3 separate regions of the Mus musculus genome follow, and regions 1 and 2 are each linked to region 3. A link is a loop called in an ENCODE intact Hi-C map of the cell type or tissue named here. Cell type or tissue: gastrocnemius. All regions are shown on one strand.

Region 1 (8,000 bases), 510 kb after region 3:
TAAAAGTTTAAAGATTAAGCTGAGCAGTAGTGGTTCACACCTTTAATCCAGCATTCTGGAGGCAGAGGGAGGTGGGTCTTTGAGTTATAGGACATCCAGGGTTACACAGATAAACCTTATCTAAAAAACAGAACAAAACAAAACAAAACAAAAATAAAGTTTAAAAATTCTAAATATGTGGTAAAATGCATGTAGTGTATGCATTCGTGTAAAATGTGTATGTCCATGCCCATGTGGGTGCATGCAAAGGCCAGAGTCTGTGTGTGCGCAGTGTCTGTGTAAGTGTCCCTTCCCATGTGGGTGCATGCAAAGACCAGAAGTTGACACCAAATATCTTCTATCGCTGTCTCTCTCTTTTTTTTTTTTTTTTTTTTTTTTTGAGACAATGTCTCTTGTTGAAACTGAGGCTTGCCATTTTACCTAGACTGTTTGTCAGCAAGTCTCCAAAAACTGCCTGGTCAACTCTCCCAGAGCTGGGTTATAGATTAGTGCTGTCATCAGTTCTTAATGTGGATGCTAGGATCAGAACGCAGGTTCTCATAACTTTTACCCACTGAGCCATCTTCCCAGATCCAGGACGCTATTTCATGGTGCAAAGATAGAAATGTGATTTTTAAAAAAAATTTTAGACTTCTTTGTTTATTTTATGTATTGGAGTGTTTTGCCTCTCTGTCTGTCTGTGCACCTTGACCTTACCTGATATCCATGGAGGTCAGGAAGGGATTGGATTCCCTGGAACTAGAATTACAAATGGATGTGAGCCATCATGTGAGTGGTGTTTATCAAACCCAGGTCCTCGGAAAGAACAGCTAGTGCTCTTAACTGCCGAGCCATCTCTCTAGCCCTGAGAAGCTAGAATTCCATACCCATTAACAGTTCCAAGATACTCCCTGCCACAGACTCTGCAGCCTCCATTCTGTGCCTGATTCTATGATTTCATTCTTACATGAGCCTTATGGCCTTTGCATGCACCCACATGGCATTGACATTTACACACACACACACACACACACACACACACACACACACACACACACACAAAATCTCTGGCTTTTGTATGTCCCCACATATAACAGTATATGTCCTTGGGAAGTTGTTTTTTTTTTCCCACTTAGAATAATGTCTTGTGTTTTATCTACATAATAGCATAAAACAAACATTTGTTTCTGTTTAAAACCTGTGTAGCATCCAATGGTATGCATACATAGTGTTGTGCACACACCAAACTACATATATGCTGTGCCATGCACACGCTGTGTATACACACTATGTTTTGTTTATCATTTACCCTTGCTAGACATTGACTTACTATCACCTCTTGGCAATTGTAAATAACAATACCAACACAGCTTTGCAAATATCAAGACTATTTAAAACAAAGAGCATCACTCTGGGGAGATTTACACTGGGTAAGAAGGCTTACTGACCAAGTATGATGACTTGATTTCACATTCCAGCACTTAAATAAAAAGCCAGGGTTGGCCTTAAATTTCTGTGACCTTAGTGGGAGGGACAGAGTCAGGTGGACAGTAGGAACTGATCTCAAGCTTAGCTGAGGTGCAGGGGTAATGAGGAGCCCTATATCAGGAGAAATTAGTGATAGGGATGGACTACCGCAGACCGGTCTTTACACACATATACATGGGTGGTTCATTTGTACACATGTTCATATGCACACACAAACACAAATAAAAAAAAACTAACAAGGAATAGAGCATGGTAGATATGCATTTCCCCTCATTCAGGTAAGCTAGGGGCCAAACCTACATTATATTTCACGGCATCAGAGTCTAATCTTCTTCTCAGCTATACTATGTTCCTTGGGCTTTTTCCCTCTCAACAGAAGATGGTTGTTGAAGTCTCAAATACTTACTATAGATGGATTCCCGCCATCAGCAGGAAGTAAAGACAGGGGAACATGTCTGTCCTTTAATGACACTTTATATTGCTGCCTCATTGGCTAGAAGTTAATCATGGGAGCAGCATAAGTTAGGGTGATTAGTATGACTACAGGAAAGACTAAAAAAAAGTGACCTTTACTGTTCATACCTCAGAAGCACTGAATACATTACAGGTTCTAGATTAAGGAAGAAGGGAAGAGCAGAAATTGAGATGTGGCCAGAGCTTACACACACTGAATAGCAATCTGGGGTACACATCCCCCGTTAACAATGTTGGACCATTCTCTCTATGTCTATAGCAAACAGCGACTGGAGATAGTGTTTCTCTCTCCTCTGTTGATGTTTACTGCAAGGAAGACTGACAGGATGTAGTTAGTGAAGCATAGACCAACAGGAGAAAAGTATTAGTTTGGCATCCTGATTCCCTGGGTTGAGCCAAAGTCTTTTGTCAATTCCTTACTTCTTCAAGATGGAGTTACAGTTTTTGGTGTCAATAAAGCTTGCAAGGTAAATTCCAGGCAAAAAGTGGAGTAAGAGGACTCTTTCTCAAAGCAAGTCCCTGGCAGTGTATCCATACATGGGAGTATTTTAGGGGTTAAAAAGATACAAGTCTTCGGATGACACTAACTTTATTTTGTTTGCCAAACTGGTAAATGTGTGACCTTTAATGGCACTGATTTAGCTCATAGGCACTTCCTTGAGCAGGCACTGTGTGTCCCAGCACATCTTTCTACATCGTCTGTAATGAGGCTCCATTATGCTGGAGGCAAAGGTGAACATGGGGGTTGCAATGGGTCAGGGCCAGGTGGTAAAGGAATCACATTTATTACAGTATTGAGTCAAACTGAAATAAAACGAGTAAACAAAGCAATGGTTTTGTTATTTCAGGGCAATTGGTGTTTTTAAAAGTTCTGGTATTATCAGTTTATCCTAAAGCATTGCTTTGTGTATGGGCATGCTGTGAAGGATGCAGTTCTTATGGTGACAAGATATGGGGAAAATGCTTCTGTGCAAAAGGATCCGGCTAATGATCAAATGATTGAGTTTTTATCATGCTTTTTCAAAGCCTTTGACATTTGGGAGTTACAGGAAATCCTACTACTATAATCTATAAGACAACTCATGGCTTCCATGGGTCCCAGCCACTCTGAAAGATGAGTAACAAAAGCACTCCAGTAGGCAACCTAGAAGTCAGCACAGTCCCTAAACATTGTAGTCAGGTGACCTGAGAATAAAATCACCGTTCCGCTAGGGACACATGGGAGTGTCCAGGATTTTTATGGTGTCAAACAACTCATATATTTGGGTCCAGTTCAGTTCCATAAATATTTAAGTAACTATTGTGCCAGCACCATAACTTTCATTTGCATCATATCTGAAATATCCCATGGCCTCTTCCTGTAATTCCCATGACTCATCATCCAAGAAGGCAGAGCATCTGTAATGGGAAGTGCCATGTTTACCAGCCGGCAGAAGCCTGCTAATGGGCTCTGCCACTATCACGCCCTGTGGCCCTGGCACACCCTGTCTCTCTTAGCTCTTAGCCTTCTCACCCTTTGACCACAGCGCCTCCTGTGTGTCAGGCAACTGCTCTGCCACTGAGCCACTCTGACAGCCTAGACATTTGACTTTCAAGGTAAAGCTGAAGAAGTCCATTGTATGCTCTGAGATCTTTAGTGCTTCAAACCAAACCAAACCAAACCAAACCAAACCAAACCAAACCAAACCAAACCAAACCAAACCAAACCTCCTCAGGAGTATTTTCAATTTTATCCTAGCAAGAATCAGATGGCTATCAATAAAGAGGTTGAGAAATAATAAATCTGTGGGCACAATCCATACTGCTGTTCCAAACCCTTTTGGAGATATAAAAATGATACTTTCCAAAGTTACCAAATATCCAGAGCATTAACCATGCCTGCAAAAACAACCTCTCTTCTAAGGAAATGTGCCCTGGGCTGTTCACATTCTCCACAGTCTCTAAGTTTGCCCCATCAGATTAGGGCCTTTGTGGATCAGTCCTTCACCATTTTCAGTTTACCCAGGCAGGTGCCATCTGTGAGTGCAACCCTCCTACACTTACGGACAATTAGTGCTTGCTGTCACAGGCTCTTCTGTTCACTTTGGAGAGGTCTGGTTTCTCTGCTGTGGAGAAGGTGAGCTGATTTCTGGAAGTTTCTTGAAACTCCTGAATTGCATGTTCAGTGCATTTTTCGGTGGGAATTGAGGCTGTGATTTGAGAGGTGTGAGAATGCCTTAAGACATATCTCCTGTTACATGTGGCCAGGTCACATGCTTATTTCATGGAGCAAGGACTGAGACTTTGCAGATCTGGGCCTAGGCTAGGCCCTGAGTTTGGGCCCCATTACCTCCTTACCCATAAACAATGTCAGAAGTCAAGGCAAACATCCCTACCCTACCTTGTTTTTCTCCTTTGGATTCCAGCCAATATTTGGGACTTTGATAGGTTCCTCCTCCTTCCCCTCCCCCTCCTTCTCTTCTTCTTCCTCCTCTTTGTCTTCCCTCTTTCCTTCCCCCATATCTCTTCTTGTGTGACCCTGGAATATCTCAGCTTGGCTTAGGGACCAGTTGGCAGCTGAGAGAGTTTGCTACTCTGGAGTAACAATACCAATAGTTGCATGGGGGTTGCAGGAGTCCCCGATGAGCCTTTGGGGATAGCTTGCTCTTTCTGAAATGGAGGTCACTGTGAGCTGTGATATAGGAAGAGCTGAGTTTCCAGAGGCTTCTGTCCACCTTCTCATTCACAACTTCAAGGCTGGTGAAAAGGTTTCCCGTTTTTTTCCCTAGCCACCCATAGTAGAAATGCCACACACATAGAGGGTAGAAGTCCCCACCCCCTAAAAAAATTAGTCATGCACACTGAGGAGACAGGCCAAGGGAGGCAAGTCAGAGGGGCAGGCATGCTCTTCAGGTGTCTTGCAGTTTTGTAGTGCACATGTAGCCAAGTCTACAGACATCTGAGGGAACACTGGGTCTCCTAGGATCTCCAAAAATTCATGTTCCTTACCTGAATTATAAAGGTTACATTTATCTAGAGACTTTATTGAAGGAGAATCATTTTAGAGAGCAGGGACAGTGGTTCCTACTGAATGTACTTTTCTGTGGCAATTATTATTTTTTAACTTTTAGGTTTTCTTCTAATTAGTTCTTATGGGAAGTAAAACTCTGTCTCTGTCTCTCTCTCTCTCTGTGTATACAGTTTGACATTTCTGTAGACTCAGGGAGTCAGCGAAACATTCAATCAACACTTTGACTTTCAAGGCATCTAGCCATGGTGTTATTTGGGGGAAACATGTAACCACATTGTCTCTTGTCTCTTTTAATTTAAATTTTACACAAAATCTGTTTTGAGAGGGAAATGGAGCATGCTAAGCTAATGACAGCGTTCCTTCCTCCCACTTGTCCACGTCACAGAGATGTGGTCCTTGTGTTGGGATGTTGGCCACGATGCACTCACTAAAAGCACCCTTTAAATCTCTAGAAAAAAACAAATGAGCATGCGGATGGCAGGCAGGGGCAGGTAAATGTGGTGACATTAGAGGAGTGTATCTGAGGACTGTCAAAGGAGTTTCTCACTACAGCTACAAATGCTACCTAAAACTGGCCAGAGACTAGGGGAAAACTAGGCTTGTCAGCAATTAGAGTTTGGATCCACAAGGCGCTTCAGGAACTAATGTGGGGTGGGCACCTGCTGGCTGGCTGTTCTTCGTGTGGGTGGGAGCATGTGATCACAGTAGGCTCCAAAGAAGGCTAGCTGATCATTGGTTCCAAGCACCTTTCACTCTCACCTGGCACCTTCCCAATGTAGTTATAAAAATTCTCTTTTCTAGATTAGCACCCCTTTTGAGTAGAGCCAGGCACTGCTTGGCGGGTGCGTGTAGGGCGGGTGTGTGTGTGTGTGGGGGGGGCAGGACGTGGGAGGGATGCTGGGACTCAGCGGGTACCGGGTGGCGGGGCGAGGGGATCAAAGACCGAGACTGGGGGACATCAGGGCCGCCCAAGCAAGAAACGCTGCAGGGTAGCGGCTGCCACCGCGTGCCCTGCTGGGCGGCCGCCGCGAAGGCGGCCTGCGTGGAGATTAGCGGCAGCGGTCCCTCCCTGGCCCGCGAGTGAATGAATGATTAGTCTAACGCACCTCCCTGGCCCGGGCAGCTCCGGCTGGGAAGGGCGGAGTCTGAGCCACCGATCCACGCTTTAAGGGAGAAAGGCTCTGGCCGTTGTGCGTGCATTAGCCGACCCTTTCTGTCGCTCCAACTTCTGTCCTCCCTAATGTCAGGCCCACAGAGGCATAAGCACAGGAACCTGATCTCCAAGGTCACTCGTCCCTCTGTCCCCTCAGCCTCGTGAGTCCCCCGCCTTTGCCCGAGGGAGTCAAAGGGCTGTGGAAAGTTGAGGGACCCTCCTGCATTCGATCCGTGGCTCCTTCCGAAGCTGGGGCAGCGGGAAGCGCCGGGTCTTCTGCTCCGGGCGCTAGCGGGTAGTGGCATCCCTGCTGGGGGCGGCTCCTCTGCGCGGGAGGAGGCGGTGCGCAGGGCGCTGGAGACGCGCCTTCCAGGCTCCGGCAGCGCCCCGGGGCCGGTGGCCGGGGCTGGGCTAGACCGCCTGGCTGGGCGTTCGCGTGCGCCGCTGTCGCTTCTGAGCCGGCATAGCTCCGGCGCCAGGATCGTAGTCCCTCGTGCGACCCTGCGGATTCCGCGCAGAGCCTAGTACGCCCCTCGGTCCCGCACGGAGCAAGCGCGCGGGCCGGACACCGCGCTCGGGGGCCGGGCCGGAGCTGCGCGTGCGGGAGCCGGAGCTCAGCCGGGCTCCAGAGCTGCGAGCGCACTCGGCAGTCGCCGCCGCCGCTCCCCAGATCCCGCCGCTCAGCCACCCCTCCTCCCGGCCCAGCTCTGGCGCGGAGGGGCTGACGGCTAACCCGCTGAGAGCAACTCCCTTAGAAAAAAGCCGCCGCATTGGCCGAGGCTGGCCGCAGGACCCCTCCTCCCGGGGCGCCCCCACTCCTCCCCCGCCGCTCCGGGCGCCCGCCTCCCTCAGCCGACTGTCTCCCGGCACGCCGGCCCACAGCCCTTTTGACTGCGAGCAGCGGCTGCCGAGCAGAGGCGGCGACGCGGGACCTGCAGTCGCCCGGGATTCCCTCCAGGTGACGATGCTCTGGTTCTTCAGCGTCAGGGCTCTGGCTGAGCGTCCTTGCCGACGCTCGCCTGGGATTACCTGCTGCGTCTTGCTGCTGCTCAATTGCTCCGGGGTCCCCATGTCTCTGGCTTCCTCCTTCCTGACAGGTAGGGGGGTGGGGGCGGGAGGGACCAGTCCTCCGGGACTCTGGGTGGTTTCTTGGGAGAAGAGGCACTGGCAGACCGGGGATGAGAGGACGAGGAACGCGCACCTTGCCTGACTCTCGCGGGCGGTGGGGATGCGGAGAAGCCTAGAGAAAAGGGATGGGAAGGCTATGAAGAGGTAGAGAGATGGGGGACTGAGAGACTGCTACCTTTGACAGAGTGCTAATAGGCACCCTGCTATATGAAGTTGGGAAATTCCTTGATTTATATTTAATCTTTTTTCCCCAATCCTTGTTTTAATCGTAGCCACTCTTGTGCAATTAAGGAAAAGACCGCGCCGTTTCCCGCACATCCTCTTTTCTCAACACCATAGGATTCCAATAAATCCACGGTGCTAGGCAGCATCTTTAAAACATGACTTTCCAGACCTTGAATGTAAAGAAGCGATCTTATTTTTAAAGGTTACTAATAGCATGATATGATAATTACAGGTTTTCAGGCAGGTGAAGACCTCGGCTTCTATTTTGAAGGACATGCTTTACTGACACCTGGTGCAGAAAAGAGAATATTTTAAAGAGGAAAGAGATTGCGCTTCAAAAAGTGATTGCATTTCAACCCACAACAGTTGGCAGATCCACCTGAAAGGCCCGTTCTTTGACACAGTCCTGAATTTCGTTCAAATTTAAAATCTTCCCTAGTGCCTAGTTTGGTGTGTTAGTCCATGTGCAGTTGAGATATCTTTCAGAGCACTAGTGGTATTAAATATGTGCTTAAATCAACTGAAAACAGAAAACCGATCTAT
Region 2 (8,000 bases), 210 kb after region 3:
GCTCAGGGACAGTATCCTAATTAACAAAATCAGAACTGAAAAGGGAGACATAACAACAGGACCTGAGGAAATCCAAAGCATCATTAGATCCTACTACAAAAGTCTATACTCAACAAAACTGGAAAACCTGGATGAAAGGAATAATTTTCTAGACAGATACCATGTACCAAAGTTAAATCAAGACCAGAATAATGATCTAAACAGCCTCATATCCCCTAAAGAATAGTCTCCCAACCAAAAAAAGCCCAGGACCAGATGGGTTCAGTGCAGAGTTCTATCAGACCTCAAAGAAGACTTAATTCCAATTTTCCTCAAACTATTCCACAAAATAGAAACAGAAGGTATCCTACCCAATTCATTTTATGAAGCCACAATTATTCTGATACCTAAACCACACAAAGACCCAATAAAGAGAACTTCAGACCAATTTCCCTTATGAATATCAATGTAAAAATACTCAATATAATTCTCACAAACCGAATCCAAGAACACATCAAAACGATCATCTATCATGATCAAGTGGGCTTCATCCCAGGGATGCAGGGATGGTTCAATATAAAGAAATCCATCAACATAATCCACTATATAAACAAACTCAAAAAAAGAAAAACCACATGATCATCTGAGAAAGCATTTGACAAAATGCAACACTGGTTCTTGATAAAAGTCTTGGAAAGATCAGGAATTTAAGGCCCATACCTAAACATAGTAAAAGCAATATACAGCAAACCAGTAGCCAACATCAACCCAGATGGAAAGAAACTCAAAGCAATCCCACTAAAATCATGGACAAGACAAGGCTGCCCACTCTCTCCTTACCTATTAAATATAGTACTTGAAGTCCTAGCCAGACAATTAGACAACAGAAGGAGATCGAGGGGATACAAATTGGAAAGGAAGAAGTCAAAATATCACTATTTGCAGATGATATGATAGTATATATAATGACCCCAAAAATTCCACCAGAGAAATCCTAAACCTGATAAGCAACTTCATTGAAGTAGCTGGATATAAAATTAACTCAAACAAATCAGTGGCCTTCCTCTACACAGAGGATAAACAGGATGAGAAAGAAATTAGGGAAACAACACCCTTCACAATAGTCACAAAAACTATAAAACACCATGGCGTGACTCTAAGGAAGTGAAAGATCTGTAAGATAAGAACTTCAAGTCTCTGAAGAAAGAAATGGCGGAAGACCTCAGAAGATGTGAAGATCTCCCATGCTCATGGATTGGCAGGATTAATATAGTAAAAATGGTTATCTTGCTGAAAGCAATCTGATTCCATTCAATCCCCATCAAAATTCCAACTCAATTCTTCACAGAGTTAGAAAGGGCAATTTGCGAATTCATTTGGAATAACAAAAAAACCTAGGATAATAAAAACTATTCTCAACAATAAAAGAACCTCTGGTGGATTCACCATCCCTGACCTCAAGCTGTACTGCAGAGCAATTGTGATTAAAACTGCATGGTACTGGTACAGCGACAGACAGGTAGATCCGTGGAATAGAATTGAAGACCCAGAAATGAACCCACACACCTATGGTCACTTGATCTTTGACAAAGGAGCTAAAAAAGACATTTTTATCTCCTTGTACAAAGCTTAAGTATAAGTGGATCAAGGACCTCCACATAAAACCAGAGACACTGAAACTTATAAAGGAGAAAGTGGGGGGAAGAGTCTTGAACATATAGGCACAGGGGAAAAATTCCTGAACAGAACACCAATGGCTTGGGTTGTAAGATCAAGAATTAACAAATGGGACCTCATAAAATTGCAAAACTTCTGTAAGACAAAGGAAACTGTCAATAAGTCACAAAGGCAACCAACAGTTTGGGGAAAGTTTTTTACTAATCCTACATCTGATAGAGGGCAAATATGCAATATATACAAAGAACTCAAGAAGTTGGTCTTCAGAAAACCAAATGACCCTATTAAAAATGGGGTACAGAGATAAACAAAGAATTCTCAATTGAGGAATACCAAATGGCTGAGAAGCACCTAAAGAAATGTTCAACATCCTTAGTCACCAGGGAAATGCAAATCAAAACAACCCTGAGATTCCATCTCACACCAGTCAGAATGGTTAAGATCAAAAGTCAGGTGACAGCAGATATTGGCAAGGATGTGGAGAAAGAGGAACACTCCTCCATTGCTGGTGAGATTGCAAGCTGGGACAACCACTCTGGAAATCAGTTTGGCTGTTCCTCAGAAAACTGGACATAGTACTACTGTAATACCACTCCTGGGCATATATCCAGACGATGCTCCAACATGTAATAAGGACACATGCTCCACTATGTTCATAGCAGCCTTATTTATAATAGTCAGAAGCTGGAAAGAACCCAGATGTCCCTCAACAGAGGAATGGCTACAGAAAATGTGGTCCATTTACAGTGGAGTACTACTCAAGCTATTAAAAACAACTTCATGAAATTCTTAGGCAAATGGATGGATCTGGAGGATATCATCCTGAGTGAGGTATCCTAATCCCAAAAAGCACACATGGTATACACTCACTGATAAGTGGATATTAGCTCAGAAGGTCAGAATTCCCATGATACAATTCACAAAACACATGAAACTCAAGAAGAAGGGAGACCAAAGTGTGGATACTTCTATCCTTCTTAGAAGGGGGAACAAAATATCCATGGAAAAAGTTACAGAGACAAAGTGTGGAGCAGAGACTGAAGGAAAGACCATTCAGAGACTGCCCCACCTCGGGATCCATCTCATAAACAAACACCAAGACAAGAAACATTCACAAACAAAACTATTGTGGATGTCTACAAGAACTTCCTGACAGGAGCCTGATATAGCTATCTCCTGAGAGGCTCTGCCAGCGCCTTTCAAATACAGAAGTGGCTGCTCACAGCCATCCGTTGGATGAAGCACAGGGTCTCCAATGAAGGAGCTAGAGAAAGTACCCAAGGAGCTGAAGGGGTTTGCAGCCCCATAGGAAGAACAGTATGAACTAACCAGTACCCCCAGAGCTCCCTGGGACTAGACCACCGACCAAAAAAAAAACCAACAACAACAAACAAACAAACATATGGTGTGACTCATGGCTCTAGCTGCATATGTAGCAGAGGATGGCCTAGCCATCATCAATGGGATGAGAGGCCCTTATCCTGTGAAGGTTATATCCCCCAATGTAGGGGAATGCCAGGACCAGGAAGTGGGTGGGTTGGTAAGCAGGGGGAGGGGGAGGGGCTGGGAGGGTTTCAGGGGGAAACTAGGAAAGGGGATAACATTTGAAATGAAAATAAAGAAAATAACTAATAAAAAAAAACAATAAAAGAACATGTTCAAGGACAGTAAAGAGATTAATAATACTACAAGTAATGAAAATCATCTAAGACATGAAAGTAGAAATAGAATCACTAATTAAAATCCAAGAGAGATAAAACTGGAAATGAAAAATTTAGGAAGTCAAACAAGAGCCTCATATATGATCATTACCAACAGAGTAAAAGAGATAGAAGGGAGAATCTGAAGATGCCTTTGAATAAATAGGTATGTCAGTTAAAGAACATGTTGAATCTAATAATCTAAAAAGAAAGAAAGAGAGAAAGAAAAGAAGAAGAAGAAGAAGAAGAAGAAGAAGAAGAAGAAGAAGAAGAAGAAGAGAGAGAGAGAGAGAGAGAGAGAGAGAGAGAGAGAGAGAGAGAGAGAGAGAGAGAGAGAGAGAATGAATCGGGTAATCTATGAGAAGTCCAAATCTATGAATAAGAGAAATAGAGGAAGAAGAAACGCTTATCAAAGGTGCAAAATATGTTTTCAACAAATCATAGAAAATTTCCCTAACCTAAAGAAGGAGGTCCCGATGAAAGCACAAGAAGTATACAGAGCACCAAAGAGACTGAATCAGGAAAGGCATTCCCCATGACACATACTAGTCTAAATATTAAGTTTACAGAACAAAAAAAAAATATTAAAAGCTGCAAGGGAAAAGACCAAATAACATGTAAAAGTGGACCCAGTAGAATAATACCCAATGTCTCAGAGGAGATTCTGAAAGCCAGAAGGGGCTGGATGGATGTTCTATAAACCCTGAGAGACCAGAGACAGCAGCCCAGATTACTATACTCAGCAAAACTATCAATCATAGACAGAGAAAGAAAAACATTACATAATAAAATCAAATTTAGAGCTGGAGAGATGGCTCAGTGGTTCAGAGCACTGACTGCTTTTACAAAGGTCCTGAGTTCAATTCCCACCAACCACATGGTGGCTCACAACCATCTGTAACGAGACCTGACACTCTCTTTGGAGTGTCTGAAAATAGCTTCAGTGTACTTACATATAATATATAAATAAATCTTTTTTAAAAATCGATTTTAAGCAGTATCTATCCACCAATACAGCTCTAGAGAAAATGCTAGAAAGAAAATATCAGCCTGAAGAGGTTAACCATACCCAAGAAAACACAAGGAGCATGTAATCCCAGAACAATAACTCAAAAGAGGTGGAAAAACCCATACCATAACAACAAAAATAATAGGTATGAATAAACACTAATCACTAATGGTTTCAATTCCCTAGTAAAAAGACACAGACTAACAGACTAGATTAGAAAACAAGAAAACAAGTTCCATCTTTCTGCTCCATCTAAGAAACATATCTTATCATCAAGGATAGATGCCACCTCATGGTAAAAGAATGAACAACATATTTCAAGCAAATAGACCTAAGAAGCAAGCAAGTGTACCCTATTGTCTGACAAAATAAACTTCAAACCAATAATAATCAGAAGATATTATAGAAGAACACTGCATACTCATCAAAGGAAAAATCCACCAAGAGGATAATGGAATTCTAAACATTTATGCTCCAAACACAAGGGCACCAAAGTTCATTTTAAAAAAAGAAAATAAAAAATGCTGCAACTAAAAAATCACATATTGATCCTCACACTGTGATAGTTGGTGAGTTCATTCCACAGTTTCCCAATAGATATGTGATCCAGACAAAAACTAAAACAGAAAGATGCTAGAGTTAAAACTACAAAACAAACAGACCTAGCAGACATTTACAGACTATTTCACCCAAGAAAAAATAGAATATACCTTCTTCTCAGTAGCTCATTGAAACCTTCTCTGGAATTAAACACATACCTGGTCATAAAGCAAGTCTCAACAGACAGAAGAAAAGAGATATAACTAAGAAGAGTGAAATAACACTCTGCATCCTATGTGACTACCACAACAAACTAAAGCTGTATATCAACAACAACAACAACAACTACAGAAAGCTTCTGAACTCATGAAAACTTAACAGAAATCAGTCTGGCGGTTCCTCAGAAAACTGGATATAGTACTACCGGAGGATCCAGCAATACCTCTCCTGGGCATATATCCAGAAGATGCCCCAACTGGTAAGAAGGACACATGCTCCACTATGTTCATAGCAGCCTTATTTATAATAGCCAGAAGCTGGAAGGAACCCAGATGCCCCTCAACAGAGGAATGGATACAGAAAATGTGGTACATCTACACAATGGAGTACTACTCAGCTATTAAAAAGAATGAATTTATGAAATTCCTAGCCAAATGGATGGACCTGGAGGGCATCATCCTGAGTGAGGTAACACATTCACAAAGGAACTCACACAATATGTACTCAATGATAAGTGGATATTAGCCCCAAACCTAGGATTCCCAAGATATAAGATACAATTTCCTAAACACATGAAACTCAAGAAAAATGAAGACTGAAGTGTGGACACTATGCCCCTCCTTAGAAGTGGGAACAAAACACCCTTGGAAGGAGGTACAGAGACAAAGTTTGGAGCTGAGATAAAAAGATGGACCATGTAGAGACTGCCATATCCGGGGATCCATCCCATAATCAGCTTCCAAATGCTGACACCATTGCATACACTAGCAAGATTATGCTGAAAGGACCCTGATATAGCTGTCTCTTGTCAGAGTATGCCTGGGCCTAGCAAACATAGAAGTGGATGCTCACAGTCGGCTATTGGATGGATCACATGGCCCCCAATGAAGGAGCTAGAGAAAGTACCCAAGAAGCTAAAGGGATCTGCAACCCTATAGGTGGAACAACATTATGAACTAACCAGTACCCCGGAGCTCTTGACTCTAGCTGCATATGTATCAAAAGATGGCCTAGGCGGCCATCACTGGAAAGAGAGGCCCATTGGACACGCAAACTTTATATGCCCCAGTACAGGGGAACGCCAGGGCCAAAAAAGGGGAGTGGGTGGGTAGGGGAGTGGGGGTGGGTGGCTATGGGGGACTTTTGGTATAGCATTGGAAATGTAAATGAGCTAAATACCTAATAAAAAATGGAAAAAAAAAAAAGAAAAATTAGGACAAATTAAGAAGCAAATAAGGGCTCAGGAGGTGGCCCAGCTGTTAAAGGCCAGTCTCACAACCAAAAATATAAGAAGAAAATTTAAAACTTTTTAGAATTGAATGAAAATGAAAACACAGCATACCCAAATCTATGGAACATAATGAAAGTAATTCTTAGTCAATTTCTAGAACTAAGTGCTTACATTTCAAAAACAATAATGAATGAATGAATGAACAAATGAATGAAACACCTAAAAGGAGGTGATGGCAAGAAATAATCAAGCGCTATCTGAAATTAATAAAATAGAAACAACAACTAAAAAATACAAAGAATAGAGAAAATGAAGAGTTGATTCTTCGAGAAAAGAAATAATCTCAGCACTTGGGAGGCAGAGGCAGGAGGATTCCTGAGTTCGAGGCCAGCCTGGTCTACAGAGTGAGTTCCAGGACAGCCAGGGCTACACAGAGAAACCCTGTCTTGAAAAACAAAAACAAACAAACAAAACAAACCCTTAAAGATGGAGACAGAAGAACCAAACAGGTAAAAAATAGAGGTGAAAAGGGAGACATCATAACAGACACTGGAAACATTTTTGGAGGTTTGTTTGTTTGATGTTGCTTTAGGCATTTTTTAAAAAACCTTTTCCTTGTGTATTATGGTTTCCAGTTTTATGTTTTTATGGGATTTGTGTGTGAGCTTCTTGTGTTTTTTTCTTTGTGCTTATTATTCTGGTTTGGTTTTTATTGTTGGTGCTTTTGCTGTTTTCTAAAGTGCGAGAGAAAGAAGGCATTGAGTTTCATGGTAGGGAAATGGGGAGAATCTGGGAGGGGAAAACCTTGATCAGAATATATTGTAGCGTGTTTATTTTTTTTCAATTAAAAAAAAAACAAGAAAAATTGATATGGGAGTGGGTGGGTGGGGGAGTGGATGGGGGACTTTTGAGATAGCATTGGAAATGTAAATGAAATAAATACCCAATTTAAAAAAAAAGAAATTCCTAAAAAAGAAAAAACAAATAAAAAATTGCAACAGGTTAGTGAAGATCTTTTCAATCTGCAGGTTGCTGTTGTGTCCTTTGCTTTTCAGTTTTGTGAGGTCCCATTTGTCAATTGTTATCTTAGAGCCTGAGTCACTGGTGTTCTGTTCAGGAAAATTTCCCCTGTGCTCATGTGTTCTAGGCCATTTCCCACTTTCTTTTTTATTAGATTTAGTATATCTGATTTAAAAGAAATGCAGGGATAAAAATGGAGCAGAGACTGTAAGAAAGGCCATCCAGCAACTGGCCCAACTTGGCATCCATCCCAGGGGTGGGAACCAAGCCCTGACAGTCTTACTGATTGTATTAGTCAGGGTTCTCTAGAGTCACAGAACTTATGGATAATCTCTAAATAGTAAAGGAATTTATTGATGACTTACAGTCGGCAGCCGAATTCCCAACAATTGTTCAGTCGCAGCTGTGAATGGAAGTCCAAGGATCTAGCAGTTACTCAGTCTCACGCAGCAAGCAGGCAAAGGAGCAAGAGCAAGAGCTAGACTCCCTTCTTCCAATGTCCTTATATTGTCTCCAGCAAAAGGTGTAGCCCAGATTAAAGGTGTGTTCCACCACACCTTTAATCCCAGATGAAAGGCATAGCCCAGATTAAAGGTGTGTTCCTTAACTCGGAGATTCAATCTTC
Region 3 (8,000 bases):
TTTAAAAGTCTGCACTGATAAAAGTGTAAAACAAACTGTAGATTTCAGGGCTCAGAATCTGCTACTAACCAGTGTAGACCTTGGGGGATGGGGCTGTGATTATCTAGGGATCATAGTTATTTGTGCCTTTAATGTGCTTTGTTTTTTGTTTCTTTTTTGTTTTTTTAAACAGTACCTTGATATGCAGCCCAGGTTGATGGAAGTTCACAACTACCATGTCCTTATCCTATTCATGATGGCATTATGGGTGGTCACCCTCGTGCCTGACCTGCTACATGCCAGGCTGCTGAATTATGGGTGTCTACATGAGGTCACTGAGGCTGCAGCAGCAGCCAAAGCCAAAGCAGACAGTCTTTATCGCCAAGGCGGTTGTAATTTACAGGCAGTCTAACTGTAGAAAGCCGTGGCACCAGCACACGTGTGGGACTGCAGGGAGGGACGGACAGATCACCAGTTGTCTTTTTGTTTTTGACACTGAAGCCCCAGTGTCCACGTTCCTTTGTGTGACTAGGGGAGTAGGAATATTGACTCCTCTGGTTCTTTTAGGGGAACTTTTCATTTATTTATGTTGGTGCAGTAGCTATTTGTTTAGGACCTTGGGCAGGGTGTCAGGAAGGGGGAGGAAATATATTTGAAGTGGTTGTTCTCCTCAATAGTTTGGAATCTAGTCTGGGAGAGGAAGTGTGGCACTCTGGAAGCTAGAGAGTAGGCACCGTATTTTACAGCTGATTTGTAGATTTGGAGTCAAATCCATAACACTATTTTAGGGTGAATAATATACTAAGTCACTTGTAAAAATACAATTTTTTATTTCTTATTTCAAATGTATACCAGTTCAATTCCATTTTCACACATGGTAGGCTAAATGAGATTTTTTGAGGACTGTTCTGTGAAAGAAATAACATTTATAGCATTATTTCTCTTATGGTATTATTCCCTTACTGACAAACACATTGAGAATGTTGTAGCTAAAGTCAGGGAACTCCTCCTCTTAGCATTTCCTATTTCTATGTTGGTGACAGTCAGTCTTCTACTCCATATAGACATGCTTTCAATATAATTCAAGGTCTATTAGCAGGTAATTTCTATCCCAACTCCTATTCTGATTACCTACATGTCCTGGGTTTCCTGGCATTTCCAAGGTTCCACCCAGGCTCTGAGGCAGACGTCAGGCATGGTTAGCAGAGCCTGTCAAAGACTTAAGTATTAAGGATTACTTATATTAGTAAGTATTAAGTATAGCATTAAGAACACTGGTACATGTTTGGCTAGGGGGAGCCCCTTCGCAGGCCTCTGTGCCAATCAAAGTGGGCTCTTCCTTAGTGCTGTTTCTTTCTGCTCGCCCTAGCCTTGCTTTCAGACACGTGCCTTGCGGCCTTTGACACATGATGAGGAGAGATCAATGGTGGATCTGTGTTCACTCTTTCATTGTAGGTACTTTCCTGTAGTAAGGGTTAAACTCTCTGATGGCGAGCCTACATGAGGCACTGGACAGACACTCACTGCTAGGTCCTATGATTTGTCTGAAATCTGCTGGTCTGGAGAGAAGCACGATACTAATTTCTTTGGATGCTTATCTGTTAATATGTCTCTGCACTAAAGAATGCTTCTGGCTGTGCATGTCATCAGGACATAGCCTGTGTCTACTGAGGAAAGACTTCTGCCTACCTAAAGGCTAATGGGTATGTTTTCACCCTTCAAAATGAGAACAAGAAGTGACTGCTAAAGAGCAAGTTCTCCTGGGAAACTGAATGTGTCCCCAGTGTCTGACACTGTGACTCTTTGACTCACAGGGCTGAAGCTTACGCTGCTGGTGATCCAGTCTCCCCCCCCCCTTCCCTCCCTCCGTTCCTCCTCTTTCCCCTCCTTTCCCGTCCTCCCTCCCTCTCTTCCTTCCTTCCTTCCTTCCTTCCTTCCTTCCTTCCTTCCTTCCTTTTTCCTTTTTCCTTTTTCCTTTTTTCTTTTTTTTTTGTGCCAGGTTTTAGAGTTGGAGCTGGGTCATGAAGGGTCTTTTCACAGTGGAAGCCATTTTCACTCAATTAATTGGATGAAAACAAAGGCCGATGGTTATTACTTCACCAGCAGGAGGCAGGGATTGAGTTGCAGGCTCCTGGGTCAGCAGGGACAGAAGGTGGTGGTCTGTGTGGAGAGGGCTCAGTCTGAACGCATCTTGTAGCCACCTTTCTGGTTGACTTAATGATAGATTAGGGCGGAAGGCCAAGAGGGCGTTGGTCACGAGCTCCTCTTCCTCAGGCTAGAGAATAAACTTGGGAAACAAGCTAACAAATTCCTAAAAGGCTTGGTCTTGCCCAGTCTTTTAAAAAAGAGCAACCAACAGAAAAGCACCAACCAGAGGGCAGAACCAGTCTTTCATGTTATTATGTGCCCATTTAGTGAGCCAATAATGCCCCGAGCCTGAAGCAGTTAACAGGCATACCCTGCAGGGTTACTTTTATTTTCTGCCTCCTGTAGCACTCAACAAAATCCCATTATGCAACCGAGTAGCATCACACGTTAAAACGTTCATTTGTTCTGCATTCCATTAAGATTGCACATTTTCCCGAGCATTGGTCCTCCCGGCTTGCTCAAACCTATAATTTGAGCTCACACCATGGTGAAGTCTTAAGTGACCTTTCCCCTAGCTACCTTAATTATTCCCCACCATGTGGGCTGTTTTAGGGGACTGTGACAATGGGTTAACTATGTGCTAGTTAATGAAAATGCCTGCCACTTAGAAAGAAAAATGTGGGCTTGGAGCTTTAATTAAATTATACATCAATAGTGAGATAAAATAATACATTTTTGAGAAAAATGGATTTTAGAAATGTCTCTTTTCCTTTGAAGTCACTAATAATTAAATAAGTTGACGGAAATGGGAGGTTGTTCAAAAGCATCATGTTGTTTCTTTATAAATGTAATAATTTTTTTTAGTTAAATTCGTGTCACCTTATTGTGTAAATATGCTTAGAGTTTGTGATAAATAATGAATACAGGATGCCATTAAACCAGGTTTTAATGGTGATAGTATGATATAAGTTCCTCCCCTTATTTGATTATAAATGTTTATTTTTTTTGCAAAATTATGTCAAGTAAATAATAAACAGCTTTAGGGAATGGAGTCTTACAAACTAGGTTATGTCCCTTAGATGTAGTGGACATTTTGTTTAGCCTGCCTTTACTCAATAACTAGTCTAATCCAGTAACAGTCAAGTTCAGTAGGAATATTACTGATAATTACAGATTTTATGCTCAGTACCAGAGTGTCAGACACACAAAACTTCTCTGATTACCTTTGACTAGTGTAGACTGGTTAATTTATTTCCCAATGCTACATCGAAGAAAATGAGTGTAAGGGCAGGTGGAAGACATAAACAGACACTAAAAATAGTAGATATTTTGAATATGAAGAGGTCTTGGAAATTAGTTAATTCACTTAAAGGAGGAATAGAGAGATGCCTCGAATATATAATGACCTCTTCCAACCTCTCATAGATGAGATGGGATAAGAGCCAGGGTCACAGTGCAGCTTGGTGTGGTTGACAGATTCCAGGGTTCCATGAACCTGGGTTTCTGTGTCTGCACTGTCCATCTTTGTGGCTGTGGGCAGGTTGTTGAAGCTCTGAGGCCCCATCTCTTCCTCTGTAAGCTAGGGTGCCTTTCCCACGCAGGCGCTGATGATTTCCTGTGACCACCGATCCCTAAGCGCTTAGCAAGTAGGGCTGTCCTCTTTGGCAGGGTAGTGACTTTCCCCTAGACACAGAGCTGCTTTGTAAAAGTCATTCACGGAAACAAACAAACAAAACAAAACAAAACAAAACCGGCAAGGCCCTAACACTGAGCTCCTTTGGCCCTGGGTTTTTTGGCCTTGCTGTTGGCCAGGCACCTGACACTTGGGGGTGCTAGCGTGCAGTTGGTGTTTGCCAGCTTGGGTGAGGCCTCGCCTGGGATCTATGCTGAAGCCGCTCAGCGCTTTGTACCTTTGTCCTAAGGCAGAGCAGTCTCCTCACTGTGCTCTGAGGTGCAGCTGGGACAGCCACAGAGTTCTCTCTCTCTCTCTGTAGATGAAATGTTCCACGGAAAGTTTCCTGGTGAAGCCTCTTTTTGAGAGATTTATGCAGATTATAAAGTCAAAAGACGGGGTCATTCCAGACTTTTCTTTCCAGGCCATGAGGCCAAAACAAAATTTAAGCAGGTATTAGTTAAAAATCGAGAAGTATTTTCTCCACCGGGATACTTGCCAAATCTGTGTTGGCAACGTCCAAGGCGGCTGAGGTGAAGTTTTCCTCTGTGTGGAGAGAGTCCAGCCCGGAGCACAGCCCGGGGCTGGTCTGTTGCACAGGTAGTGTGGAGGGTTCTCCACGGTTTTGTGGAATTTGGGGCCGCGTAGATTACTTTTCACCAAGCAAGCTTCATACTGGTTATTGACTGCAGGTGTTTTGGGGTGTTTGGGGGTGTATTGAGCGAGCGATTGAGACCTGAGTGCTGGTCACTGGATAAAGCAGGTATTAGTCACTTGGCTACTTCCCAGTAAACTGCAAAATGACCTGCTTTAATGCAGTTCAGATTAAAACACAACAAGAAGCAGGTGACCTTGACACTTCCTAAGAGTCAGGTTAGGTGTGTCCAGGGATTTACTGCACTGTTGTGGTAACTGAAGGTAGATTTGTTCAGCTTGCTTAGAAGTGCTGAGAAAAATAAATCTATCGCTAAGTGCATTGTACAAAAGAGGAACTGCTAATGTTTAACGATGCCCCCTCTACCTTACCATAATCAATGTGCACAGCCATTCTTTAACACGTGAACAAATGTTTGGTGTGTGCTTGTAAACTCCAACCCTTTTATTACTGTTAACTGACCCTGGAAATATGTAACTGTCTATGAGACCATTTTCCTCAGCTGTAGCAGGATCTAGGCATACTTAGTGATCGTGGAGAACATCAGGGAATGTTCCAGCAGAGTGCAGCAAAAGCCAGTGGTTGCAAAACAAGCTCGTGCCTTTCCTTAGACTGAAGTGTAAGAACACATGGGAATTTCACATTTAAGAAAAATCGATGGAAACCTCAGAGACCTGGAGCGGGCTCCTTGTGTACAGCTGCTGTCAGGATACTCCCTGCCTGTCCCCTGCCTGTCCCCTGCCTGTCCGAGACTCAAGATGCTCTCTGCTTGCCAGCAGCATAGGAAGAAGGAACGTGGCAATGGTGCCATACAGTGTGGAAGCATCAGCATGGCGTATTTTGACATGGACAGAGAATTCTATATCAGAAAATACAGATAACGAGAAAGACATAGCAATTACCCAAATCTTACCACTAAAGCTATATAATTTCAATTTAGTATATAGACATCCAGATTTGTGAATGTGTGCTATTACATATAAAATCTAAGAGTACAGATTCTTTTAAATGAGACCATTTAGTTTATTGTGCTTGGAGTATTTTTCTCATGCGCATGAGTCATATATGAGCTCATGGTGCTCTGTACATATGAGTCATATAAGTCATCTATGAGTGCATGGTGCTCTGTACATATAAGTCATGTATGAGTGCATGGTGCTCTGTACATATAAGTCATGTATGAGTGCATGGTGCTCTGTACATATAAGTCATATAAGTCATGTATGAGTGCATGGTGCTCTGTACATATAAGTCATGTATGAGTGCATGGTGCTCTGTACATATGAGTCATGTATGAACTGATGGTGCTGCAGGTTTAGGAGCTGCTATGCTTTAGGCTGTGCTGCTTTTGGGAAGACGTATGACATACTGCATCACCTCGCCGTGCCGTGCAGGAGATTCATCTCACCCTGTGGTGAGATCTCATCTACAGACCGCTGTAGACTGAAACATGCCACCGAATCAGGCTTCGCCATTGCAGAGCAGCTGACTTTTTCTTGCATTAGTAATTTACTAAGAGAAGCTTTCCTTTCTGTTTTCTGCCAACTTGTTTTTTTAGAGAGAAAGCAAGATATGATAATAGTGTGTGATTTCACAGTGGTGATACTTTATGCTTGGAACTGTAAAATATATTGGTTAAGTAAGAAAATAGGGATTTTATTTTACTCCAACTCATACTTTAAAAAGAATAATTGTTAAAATATGCTACATACATCTTGTGAAATTCTCAAAGAATTAAAAATGTTATATAATATTATTTTTTTATTTATGCTATGATACTTTAAGAAAAGAAGCACATAGGCCCAGAGAGATGGCTTAATGATTTAAGGCACATTTTGCTCTTTTGAGTACCAGCACCCATATTGTCCAGCTTTTAATTAGCCATAACTCCAGCTCTGGGATCCAACACCCTCTTGTGGCCTCTAAGAGAGCTACAAACATATGACAGACTGCACAGACAGACACACGTGTTCATAAGTAACACATGACAGACTGCACAGACAGACACATGTGTTCATAAGTAACACATGACAGACTCTGCACAGACAGACACACGTGTTCATAGGTAACACATGACAGAATCTGCACAGACAGACACATGTGTTCATAAGTAACACATGACAGACTGCACAGACAGACACATGTGTTCATAAGTAACACATGACAGACTGCACAGACAGACACATGTGTTCATAAGTAACACATGACAGACTCTGCACAGACAGACACACGTGTTCATAGGTAACACATGACAGACTGCACAGACAGACACATGTGTTCATAGGTAACACATGACAGACTGCACAGACAGACACATGTGTTCATAGGTAACACATGACAGACTGCACAGACAGACACATGTGTTCATAAGTAACACATGACAGACTCTGCACAGACAGACACATGTGTTCATAGGTAACACATGACAGACTGCACAGACAGACACATGTGTTCATAGGTAACACATGACAGACTGCACAGACAGACACATGTGTTCATAAAAAACACATGACAGACTGCACAGACAGACACATGTGTTCATAGGTAACACATGACAGACTCTGCACAGACAGACACATGTGTTCATAGGTAACACATGACAGACTGCACAGACAGACACATGTGTTCATAGGTAACACATGACAGACTGCACAGACAGACACATGTGTTCATAAAAAACACATGACAGACTGCACAGACAGACACATGTGTTCATAAGTAACACATGACAGACTGCACAGACAGACACATGTGTTCATAAGTAACACATGACAGACTCTGCACAGACAGACACACGTGTTCATAGGTAACACATGACAGACTCTGCACAGACAGACACATGTGTTCATAGGTAACACATGACAGACTGCACAGACAGACACACGTGTTCATAGGTAACACATGACAGACTCTGCACAGACAGGCACACGTGTTCATAGATAATGGAAAATACATTGTAAAGAAAGGAGTCAAAGTACTATATTTGGCAAAAGACAAAAGAGCTGACTATCAGAGAAACTTAATTTTTATAGAACATATAATTAATAGACTCTAACTATTCAATCTGTACAATAGATTATCTGGTTGAAATAAGGCTGGCACAGAAATGCCTAGGAAGAAATCTTACTCAGGATGACCCAGTACGTGACTCTTCATTAGACATGAGTGGCACTTCCTAACCAGCCAGGACAGTGGTCACAGTGAGGGTCTGGAGCCAAGAAGCACAGCCTGTAGGAAGATATAGACAGTTGGATAGATTCCAGAAGCAGCTGGCCAAGGGTTGAAAGCTTTAGCAAGCTTGCTTGGACCACGTGATTGGCAACAAAGGCATGTGTGCACCGGTCCTCCCTCAGTCCAGTGGTCTGCAGGCTGGAGTAGGAGCAGCACTTGGCCTTAGAACCACTGTGTGTAGGGCTGTGATAGGGGTCTGGCTGGGCTTCCTCTGCTGAGATACTTAGTAGGGCCTCATATTGTCTGAAGCAAGTAAGGGCACCATGAAGGTGCCCCCCAAAGCATAACGTTTCCCTCCATTGTTTTCCAAGTTGATAAACTTCAAACCTGCATGTGCTTTAGAAATAAAAGGCCCAGAGAGCGCCAACAAGAATG

The links. Peaks named below come from ENCODE experiments on the same cell type or tissue, not always from the same donor. Only the 100,000 strongest peaks of a DNase experiment are listed, where the experiment ranks them.
Region 1: a loop joins it to region 3, with 4 times the contacts of the local background. A loop is called at or near these places in 25 of 42 quality-filtered maps.
Region 2: it touches region 3 in a loop (2.3-fold over the local background); 6 of 42 quality-filtered maps call a loop at or near these places.

What each region holds. Positions count from the first base shown.
Region 1 is chr9:23,216,573-23,224,572 of GRCm38, forward strand. It overlaps Bmper (BMP-binding endothelial regulator), which reads left to right and starts at 6,504. Exons shown (of 15, transcript NM_028472.2): 1 at 6,504-7,201. The coding sequence starts at 7,069. In gastrocnemius, a CTCF peak has its summit at 3,484; DNase peaks (open chromatin) are centred at 3,458, 6,090, 6,621, 6,828 and 1 more place; H3K4me3 peaks cover 2,693 bases; H3K27ac peaks cover 1,797 bases.
Region 2 is chr9:22,912,356-22,920,355 of GRCm38, forward strand. No RefSeq gene overlaps it. Among named protein-coding and RNA genes, the nearest start is that of Gm36685, 74 kb to the right of the region's middle. In gastrocnemius, a CTCF peak has its summit at 4,653; a DNase peak (open chromatin) is centred at 7,621.
Region 3 is chr9:22,705,241-22,713,240 of GRCm38, forward strand. The region is part of intron 19 of Bbs9 (Bardet-Biedl syndrome 9 (human)); the gene reads left to right. Among named protein-coding and RNA genes, the nearest start is that of Gm39309, 96 kb to the right of the region's middle. In gastrocnemius, CTCF peaks have their summits at 3,895 and 4,961; DNase peaks (open chromatin) are centred at 3,904 and 4,273; H3K27ac peaks cover 1,044 bases.